Regions from separate parts of the Homo sapiens genome. Here region 1 is linked to region 2. A link is an interaction called in ENCODE POLR2A ChIA-PET data of the cell type or tissue named here. Cell type or tissue: K562. All regions are shown on one strand. Links, peaks and the distances in the headings refer to the core of each region. The heading gives the core; the rest is flanking DNA.

The links. Peaks named below come from ENCODE experiments on the same cell type or tissue, not always from the same donor. Only the 100,000 strongest peaks of a DNase experiment are listed, where the experiment ranks them.
Region 1: POLR2A ChIA-PET joins it to region 2 with 6 read pairs; 9 of 35 experiments call an interaction of 5 or more read pairs at or near these places.

The regions. Positions count from the first base shown.
Region 1 is chr13:27,180,744-27,186,122 of GRCh38, reverse strand. USP12-DT (USP12 divergent transcript) reads right to left here. Exons shown (of 2, transcript NR_046548.1): 2 at 2,620-3,289. Among named protein-coding and RNA genes, the nearest start is that of USP12-DT, 11 kb to the right of the region's middle. RefSeq lists an enhancer at 2,287-3,486. In K562, for the core only: no CTCF peak of the experiment used is centred there; a DNase peak (open chromatin) is centred at 2,942; H3K4me3 peaks cover 245 bases.
Region 2 is chr13:27,275,920-27,281,298 of GRCh38, reverse strand. No RefSeq gene overlaps it. Among named protein-coding and RNA genes, the nearest start is that of RASL11A, 7.8 kb to the right of the region's middle. In K562, for the core only: no CTCF peak of the experiment used is centred there; no DNase peak of the experiment used is centred there; H3K27me3 peaks cover 898 bases.

The sequences.
Region 1 (5,379 bases), core at 218-5,217, 95 kb after region 2:
TGTCAAAACTATCTCCAAAGAACAGACCCTACTGCCATTCTCCTTTCTCTAGATTTCTGTTTTTATTTTTTATTTTTTTAATTCTTTTGAGGCATAGTCTCATTCTGTTGCCCAGGCTGGAGTGCAGTGGCACAATCTTGGCTCACTGCAACCTCTGCCTCCCAGGTTCAAGCAATTCTCCTGCCTCAGCCCCCCGAGTAGCAGGGATTACAGGCGTGCACCACCACGCCCAGCTAATTTTTTTTTGAGATGGAGTCTCGCTCTGTTGCCCAGGCTGGAGTCCAGTGACGTGATCTCAGCTCACTGCAACCTCTGCCTCCCAGGTTCAAGCGATTCTCTGCCTCAGCCTCCCAAGGAGCTGGGATTGCAGGCGTGCACCACCACGCCCAGCTAATTTTTGTATTTTTAGTAGAGATGGGGTTTCACTATATCCATCTACCTTGACCTCCCAAAGTGCTGGGATTACAGGCCAGGCATGAACCACCGCGCCCAGCCCCAGCTGATTTTTTTTTTTTTTTTTTGTATTTTTAGTAGAGATGGGGTTTTGCCGTGTTGGCCAGTCTAGTCTCAAACTCCTGACCTCAGGTGATCTGCCCACCTTGGTGTCCCAAACTGCTGGGATTACAGGCGTGAGTCACAATGCCTGGCCTGATTTTTGTTTTAATTTTTAATATTTAAAGGATAGCAATCTCTCTGGGTATACTTTCTACTGATTTGATTTCATGATAGCTAAAAATCTGTGTTGCTTAAAGCAAAAGTTAGGTAGCAGCAATGGTGGAGGGGTTTTCATGACAAGGTTCACTGGTGTTGAGCATATACAACTGTAAACAAGTGATCCTATTGCCTCAGCCTCTGGAGTAGCTGGGACTCCAGGCACGCCACCACACCTGGCTAATTTTTAAAATTCCTTCTAGGGATGGAGTCTTGCTACATTGCCCAGGCCGGTCTCGAACTCCTGGACTCCAGGGATCCTCCAGCTTTGCCTCCCAAAGCTGTGGGATTACAGGCACGAGCCACCTTGCCTGGCCCCATGCTTCTTCCCTACTCTCAGAATGCTTGTTTGGCCAGGATGGGGCCCTCTTCCCTCACATAGCCTTGTGGCTTATGGGGAGCTGAGTCCTAGCCCCAGCTCCAGGAGCAAGACTGCTTAATCAAAGGAAATCCTCGACCTGTACCCTCAACAGTGAATCGTTCAGAAATTAACTTCTGTCTCTTTCCCCTACTTAAATGGAAACTCCAAGAGGGAGTGGATGTCTATCTGTTTTGCCAAGAACCTAGAACAGTGCCTGGCACGTAGTCCTTTTTTTTTTTTTTTTTTTTTTTTTTTTTTGTTGAGATGGAGTCTTGTTCTGTTGCTCAGGCTGGAGTGTAGTGGCACAATCTCGGCTCACTGCAACCTCCATCTCCCGTGTTCAAGCGATTCTCTTGTCTCAGCCTCCCAAGTAACTGGGACTACAGGCACAAGCCACCACACCTGGCTAATTTTTGTATTTTTAGTAGAGATAGGGTTTCACCATACTGGTCAGGCTGGTCTTGAATTCCTGATCTCAGGCGATCTGCCCACCTCAGCCTCCCAAAGTGCTGGGATTGCAGGTGTGAGCTACCATGCCTAGCCATAGTTTTTACTTAGTAATTTTTTTTTTTTTTTTTGGAGACAGTTTTGCTCTGTCACGCAGGCTGGAGTGCAGTGGCACGAGCTTGGCTCACTGCAACCTCTGCTTCCTGGGCTCAAGTGATTCTCCTGACTCAGCCTCCCTAGTAGCTGGGACTACGGGCACAAGCCACCACACCCAGCTAATGTTTTTATTTTTAGTAGAGGTGAAGTTTTGCCATGTTGGCCACGCTGGTCTCGAACTCCTGAGCTCAAGTGACCTGCCTGCCTCAGCCTCCCAAAATTCTGGGATTATAGGCGTGAGCCACTGCACCTGGCCCTTACTTAGTAACTACTTAATGGATTCGTTTTTCATTCCTCCTCAGCAAACATTAATTGAGCATATGTAAGACTCCAAAAGTCTAGTAGGGATGACTAGACATGTAAACGATTGCATAACAGTGCATGCTGGTAAACACCATCATGAAGTCATACATAACAGTCTGAGGTAGTCCTGAAGTAGAGGTCAGCACTTGGGCCAAGCTTCCCAGAGCTTCTGACATTGAAGCGGATCTTGGAGGATGAGCAGAGATTTGCCAGGTGAAGAATTAAGGCAAATGTAATCTGACCATGTAACTTGTTCAAACCAGGACACTTGGGCGGGTGGAGGGGGAGGGTGGTTAATTAATAATTACACCAGAAAATAGGCGTAAACAGGTTGTTCTGGGCAAACCAGACCACATGGTCACTCTTGGCAGAAGGAACAATGTGGGCAGATTTAAAGGATGGTGGAAGCCCTTGGGAAAGGCAAAGGTTCAGCGTGTTGAACAAGTGTGGCCTGTGGGAGGAGGGCTGAGCTGGAGTGGTGGGCTGGCCATAGCGAGAGGGCGCAGTTCTCGCAAAGAGCTTCAACTTGGTCCCCTGGCAGTGGGAACCTGTGGAGGTTTCTCCGCAGGGCAGCACTGGGACCAGACTTGCAGTCACTGTGGCAGGGTGTAAAGAACTGGAGGCACAGACTAGAGGCTAGATAGAGGTGAGGCAGGAGGCTGGACAGTGGTTTATTGGGGGAATTATGAGCCCCGATCTCAAGCAGTATGGGGATGGGACTTCAGAAGGAAATATATACACTGGGGTGGAACATTCCTGGGGTGGAACTCACTGGCCTGCAAGCAGCGATGGGAGGGCTGGGAAGGAAAAGAAGAAATGATGATGCTTAAATTTCCAGCTTGGGTGACTGACTGGTGGTGTTGGCTCTCCGTCCTCATCGGTGGTGACAAGTAGAGAATGACCTCAGCTGTTTGGCTGACTCAGAGTTGACAGAGCACAGATACAGGAAACTCAGTTTTGCAGGGACCAAGGGCCCAGCCAAGTGGCCAATCCAAAAGCTGAGTCACTAAGCCAAAGGGTCAGCACAGATGGAAAAGGAGACAAGGTGCCCGGGGGAGCAGGAAAGTCCGTGAGTGAAAAGTGTGGAAGCAGACAGGCAGGGAAGCGGGATCGGAAGCCAAGTTTTATGTTGATTCGTGAGCAGGCTTCGTGTATTTGCACCCTTTATTCAGAAGGCAGCAGGGGATTCTTGGGCTGATACATGGAAGAATCAATAAGCCATGGCCCCCAGGGTGGACATGTGGACTGTGGGGGCAGAGGAGTGGATCTGTAAGCAGGTCACAGTCTTAGAAGTGATGGTGCTCTGGGGACCTGGAGGAGGAAGGAAATCAGTGTAAATTAACAAATTGGCATTCTGTTTTGTCCTCAAGTCCCTTGTGAGGGGTTTTTTTTTTTTTTTAGATTCTTAGTTTTTGATTGTGATAAAATCACATATTTATCATTTTAGCCATCTGTCAACATATAATTCAGTGGCTTTAAATACATCCACAAGGCGGTGCATCTATCACCATTATTTATACCCCAACTTTTTCATCATCCCCAACAGAAACGCTGTACCCATTAAACAGTAACTTCCCCTTATCCCCCCCTTATTCCCTCTCTGATAATCTCTATATTACTTTTTATTTTTATGAATTTGACGATTCCAGCTATCTCATATTAATATAAGTGAAATCATACATTAGTCCTTTTGTGTCTGGTTTATTTCACTTAACAAAATGTTCTCCATGTTCATCCACGTCATAGCATGTATCACAATTTTACTTCTTTTTTTTTCATCTTTTGTTTTTTTTCAAAGATAGGTCTTGTTATGTTGCCCAGGCTGGCCTCAACTTCCTGACCTCAAGCAGCCTCCTGAGTAGCTAGGACTACAGGCATAGGCCACTGCACCCAGCCTTCATTCCTTTTTATGGCTGAGTAATATTCCATATATATGTGTGTACCACATTTTAGGTTTATTCATTCATGCATCATTGGACACTTGGGTGCTTCCACCTTTTGACTATTGTGAATAATGCTACTATGAACATGAGTGTGCAAATATCTGTTGGATTGCCTGGATTCACTGCTTTTGGATATATACCCAGACGTGGAATTGCAGAATCATATGGTAATTTTATGCTTTCTTAAGAACTGCCATACTGTTTTTTTTTTACCATTGGCTGCACCATTGTATATTCCTACCAGCAATTTCCCCACATTGTAGAGAAAATGGTTGCAATTTCTCTACATTTATCTACATCTTTCCTAATGCTTGTTAGTTTCATATATATATATATATATATAGACATCCTAATAGGTCCTTGTGAGGTTTTTGTTGTTGTTGTTTTGTTTGTTTTTGTTTGAGTAAGTCTGTCTCCCTTGCACCAAATGTGTTCCTTGATAGAAAAATTGAGCTTCAGGTCTGATGACTGAGGACTTGTCTCTGGACCCACTCTGTGCTGTCCTATCTCAGCTGTCCTTTCTCTAAGGCTTTGGGTACATACACCAGCAAAGAAATTTATGTGGGAGTTTTCACTAATTTATGTAACAGTCTTATAACACTCTTTACACACTATATCTTGGAAAATTTTTAAGTAGGGCACTAGTGATGGTAAGTGAGAGAACCAAGACTAGATTCCTCCAAAGAGACACTTCATTTAGACCATACTTCATCATTTTGCGAGGGGGCTCATGGCAATGTTATGAATGGACCTCAGGGAGGTGCCAACATGATTTCCAAAGGCCTGGTTATGCCTGTAACACAGTGGATGGCTTAAAGAGCAAAGACAGAACCTCACAATGCTTCCATGTCATCCAGTTCCCATCAGATCAATGGCAACTCTATCAATGTGAAAAGAGAGCAAGAAGCTACCGGGCTTATAACCTTGAAACACTCTTTTTATTTTATTTTTATTATGAAAGTAATACATTTTCAATATGAAATGTTAAACAAAAATGAAGTACACAAAGAAGAAAGGGAAAGCCTCTATAACTCTACTTCCCAGAATTAATCACAAGTTAAATTTATAATCTTCTAAATATTAGGTATAAAATTATACCTGTTCTCTTACATCTTATCTTGAAATTTGCTCTTTCTTTTTAACTTAATAATAGATTGTGGATATGTTTTTGGGCAAGGACACATACACCCTTGTCTTAATTTTTTTTTTTTTTTTTTTTTGAGATAGAGACTTGCCAGTCACCCCACCTAGAGTGCAGTGGTGTGATCACTGTTCACTTGACCTTCTGGGCTCAAGTGAACCTCCTTCCTCAGCTTCCCAAGTAGCTGGGACTACAGGCGTGTGCCACCACGACTGGGTAATTTTTATTTTTCTTAGAGATGGGTTTCTCACTATGTTACCCAGCTGGTCTGGAACTCCTGGGCTCAAGTGATCCTCCTGCCTAGGCCTCCCAAAGTG
Region 2 (5,379 bases), core at 88-5,087:
TTGTGGTTGTTAATTTTATTATGATGCTACAATGTGGCCAGCATACAGGGCCCCAGCCACAGCCCCTCAAACACTGTGGCAGCATCCTCATATTTTCCCCAAGTGTGGGGAAAATCAATGGCCTTTCTTTTTAAACTCTGAACCTGTTACCTCTCTCTTGCCTCTCCCAGCACATAGACAGGTGCATGTGCACACATACGGCATGCAATTCCTGGAGACAGTGCTGGATAAGATCAATGGAGGGGGCAGGAGTGGGAGGGGGAATGCTTTGAGCTCTCAAAGGTGCATTGCAAATTTCTGCTCTGGCATAGTAACCATTCACTCCCACAGCCCTGGGACACGGGGATGACATTCGGTCACCTCCTCCTCTTCACAAGATGCTAACCTGCTGCCTCCTAGACAAAAGAAAGCACATGAACCACCAAGGGCTGCCGTAGAGGCTGCCTCTCAGGGCTCTGGTAAGAGAAGAGAGAATGTGGCCAGTGGGAGGGTGTCCCTGGGGCCCGTTGATGTAGATAATACCCACTACCCCCATCTCCAGCCCACTATGCCCATCCTAGAATGGCTTTCAAAGGGGTGACTCAAGGTCACCTGGCCATGGAGAAGGACTCAGCTCTGCCAAGTGGTACTGAGGCAGTCTGGACGCAGCTTGGCTGGATCAACTCACCCAGCACCCAGCCTCATGGCAGGACACCCAGCAATTCCTGTCTTCTTCCCATCAAGGCTTTTGCTGTCCAAGTCTGACTGCCCCTTGGATAAACAAGAAGCCTGGAACAAGTCCAGACCAGGGTCTTGCTCACAGGCTTCAAAGCTGGACGTCAGGTATCAATGCCAACCAGGAAGTTTGCTGAATTGCAAGTTCCCCACCAACCACAGCTCAAAAACATAGCAACAGAACCCCTGGGGCTAGACCCTGAAGCTGCATTTTTTACAAGTTCCCCACAAATATGTCAGCAGGCACAAAGACCTGGGCAGAGGAAACAGCCTGAGCTGCGGGGGATTATCTTCCCTTCCTGGAGCCAGAAATCCTGGTTTCTGGGCTCATATGACTTTAGGCCATTCATTGCTTGACTTCTCTGGGCCTCAGTTTCCTAATCTGAAATATGGGAGACACTTTTTTGGGGCATATGTGAAAAAACAAAATATGCTGAAACAGGGAAACTTCCCTTGTCCCCCTCACAGGGCATGTGACGGGGGAGTGGCTCACTTCTTCAGTGCCCCACTGCTCAAACCTCTAGGGGAGCATACAGACAGGCAGGCTGTGGGGCTCTGACCCCACGACAGTGTCTAGATGCGAACGTTTACAGCTAAAGGCCCAATGGGCGTGTGTTACAGGGTGCTTTTTTAGTTTGCCGTCTATAGGCGGCTTCTGTTAGCTCAATTAGACCCCTGCCTTATCGCAAGGACAGAGGGCTTTCTGTATGCCGGGGTTTCCTGCCTTGGTGTACTGGAAGAATCGGATCACAGGTGGGCTTGGAGAATGAGTGCAAGGTTTTATTGAGTGGAAGTAGCTCCCAGCAAATGGGGGAGCCAGAAGGGAGATGGCTTTTCCCTGCAGTCAAGCTGGCCCGGGCTCTCCTCCAACTACCCCAGCCAAACTCAGTGTTATTCTGCTGGCCTGCCGGAGAGCAGGTGCCTATGGGTGTGTTGCTCTGGACATCCAGCCACCTGCATGTTCCTTAACTGATGCGCTCCTCTGTATATCCAGCTATGTGTGTGTCTGCTTGCTGGGGTGTCAGGGTTTTTACAGGCACAGGATGGGGGCGTGGCAGGCCAGGGTGGTCTTGGGAAATGCAACTTTTGACAGAAAAGCAAAAATGCCTGTCCTCACCCAGGTCTGTGGGGGTGGAGCCCTACCAGGGACCACACCCTCCTCTACCCAGCATTTCCCTTCCCCTCTTCTGTATCATTTAAAGGGACCACACTCTTCCCATCCCAGCACTCTCATATCAATGGGAGCGATAATAGTTCTATCTCAATGGACTACTTAGAAAATTAACCCAGCATACATAAAAGATCAATAATTGTTAGGTGTTATTATTGAAGAAACAACTATTCCCTTGCAAACCTTCTTTTTCCCAGAAGTGAAATGGGAAAAATCATGTACTTCAAAGCAACTACTGTATCTTTTAGAGTATACAAGCAAGCCCAAGAAACACTCTTTTGCAAAAGCAGCTTCATAATGTACCAAGGTATTTTACTTTTATTTATTTATTTTTAAAGCTGGGGTCTCACTATGTCGCCCAGGCTGACCTTGAACTCCTGTGCACAAGAGATCCTCCCACCTTATTCTCTCAAGTAGCCAGGACTACAGGCCTAAAATATTTAAAAATAAATGAATAAACAACTACAACTTACTGACCAACTTATTTGTGTCAGATTCCACAAACAATTCTGTCTGATGGGTAGTATTATTTCCATTTTAAGATAAGGAAGCTTATATCACCAATGGCAAAGTTGGGATTTGAACACAGACCTCATTCTGGAACGTGTGCTATTCTGTCTCCACAAAGCTGGTTAGTAACAGCCTATTCATTGGCAGGAGCTTCTGAAGCATCCTTGTTTTCCCAGTTATAAATCCACATTAGTATTGCTCGGCGAAATTGGGTTATATAAGTAAGCCCTGCAGTTAATAGTGTTTTTCCAATATAAGCAAAGAATGCCAGTAAGAAATGGCAGTAAATATTTTACAATTTTAACTCATTAATCTTGAACTGAACTCATGCCTCTAAGGAAATGATGCTTTACAATTTGTAAAGTAAGAAACATCCTTTCTTAGTAAGGATACTTTCACACTCTTCGGAGTTTTTGCTTCCATCCGCCCTCAGCTCTGTGATCTGCATCCTCCATTGATTTTGTCAACACCCTCAGGTAGGGTCAGAGTTTAAATTTACATCTCTCGGAAAAAAGTCACACCTTCGGAGGTGTGACCCAGAACTCCCACTGAACTCAGTTCCTGGGAAAGGAGGCTGTCTTGGTCACAACAACATGTAGCACAGGGCTTTTTGCACAAAGTGGATTCTCAATGGATGTGATTTAAAATAATGCAAATCACTGTTGTCATGGTTTTTCTAAAGATATGAGGAAAACTGAAGGCATCTATTTTGTTCAAGTAGCCTTTCTCTGGAGAATGTTCTCTGAGTTAAAGAAGGGGAAAGGAGGCCAGGTACAGTGGCTCACACCTGTAATCCCAGCACTTTGGGAGACTGAGGCAGGGGGATCCCTTGAGCTCAGGAGTTCGGGACCATCCTGGGCAACATGGTTGTTGAAACCCTGTCTCTACCAAAAATATAAAAATTAGCTGGGTGTGGTGGTGCGTGCCTGTAATCTCAGCTACTTGGGAGACTGATATGGAAGGATTGCCTGAGCCTGGGTAGCAGAGGTTGCGGTGAGCCGAGATGGCACTATTGCACTCCAGCCTGGGTGACAGAGTGAGACCTTGTCTCAAAAAAAAAAAAAAAAAAAAAAAAAAGAGGCCAGGGAGATGGTTGGGAAAGGAGCTGTCTCTGACAGTTTGACGAAGAAAACTCAGGATATAGATATATACCCCTTGTTATGGTTAATACTGAGTGTCAACTTGATTGGATTGAAGGATACAAAATATTGATCCTGGGTGTGCCTGAGAGGGTGTTGCCAAAGGAGATTAACATTTGAGTTAGTGGGCTGGGAAAGGCAGACCCACCCTTAATCTGGGTGGGCACCGTCTAATCAGCTGCTATTGCGGTTAGAATATAAGCAGGCAGAAAAATGTGAAAAGAGAAACTGGCCTAGCCTCCCAGCCTACACCTTTCTCCCATGCTGGATGCTTCCTGCCCTAGAACATCAGACTCCAAGTTCTTCAGTTTCGGAATTCAGACTGGCTCTCCCTGCTCCTAAGCCTGCAGATGGCCTATTGTGGGACCTTGTGATTGTGAGAATTAATACTTAATAAACTCCCCATTACATACATATATCTGTTCTTTAGTTCTGTCCCTCTAGAGAACCCTGACTAATACACCTCTGTTCTCGTGAACAATAAAAAAATAACTTTAGGGACCCCAATATTTTTAACAGTTCAGCTTAGCCAATATTTTTGAGGATCCTGCTGTGTACTGGACACTTGAACAGGTGCTGTGGAGCTGAAGATAAATGAGGACTCAGTCAAATCCTAACAGAGCTGATTTTCTACTAGAGGAGAAGTACACAAGAAGATCCAGACATGGGAGGCTTCTGGACATTTCATCTAAGATAGGCACATTTCTACTCTGTTATGCTGAAAACTGCTTTGCCATTGCAACCAAATCATCACTTCCATAGATTAATTTTTTTCTAGGGCCCTAGCTCAATTAATGGTGTTTGGAAAATAATCTTTTTTTTTTTCCATATCACATCTTTCTTCCTAAGTGCCACAGTAGCTTGAAACTAATTTTAACAAAGTCTTTCAAAATATTCCACCTTTTGGAGAGAGAGTAAATGGTAATAATAGTTTATTAATCACAGAAAATATATTTGCATTGTAAATCTGAATTGGTAACTTTGCATAATGAGAAGTTGAAATCGCAACATATACAAGGAACAAAAAAGCAATTTGAGCCCCAATTTATGACTAAACAGTCATCTTGTCTTTTTTATTTGCTCTATTGTTTACCACTGCCTTCCTCAGTATTTATTTTAATCCATTTCTCTAAACAGATATTAATAAACTTTAGAACTTCCATTGTGCCCTTCGCCTAAACACAAGCAAAACAAATTTATTTTCTTCTATTATAATTGACTTATTTTTCCATTATTCGAGTTTGCTTCTCATGAGTTGCATGTGAAGTACGGAATGTTTGCAGGATGTACAATTTAGCCATTTTGGATTGCATCCATTTCTCCAGAACGACACTGATTGCAACATTAATTAAATCATTCTGCAGAGTTTTAAAGCAGAATCAGTGACTGAGCCTTGACCAGAAGGAGAACGAGTGCCAGCAGTGGAGGCCTGGGGGTTTCAGAGACAGATTTTCCCACTGAGACAGGGATGCTTCCCACAGAGGCAGGGATGGAGGAGGGAGGTGAAGTGGGTGGGGGAAGCCGCAGTCCCACCTCTCTCATGAGGATAGAGGTAAATTCTTGCACCGGCCGTGACACCTCAGAGGTAAGGCAAAACTATTGGATAAAATGCACAGATACTGTTCTCTCCACATCCACCAAGTTTTTTTTAATGTTCTACCCAATGTTCTGTCCAGTGTTTCAGGACTTCTGACCCCGCCTGCAAAATAATGACACCCATGGCTCTCTCAACTATGCCCTCCCCATTGGTGAGGGAAGGGGATGTTGGCTTAGAGCTCAGCTTCCCCTGTTAGGGCTTCCTTAGCACTCAGCCAAGCCCATATCCTCAGCTCTCTTCCCTACACA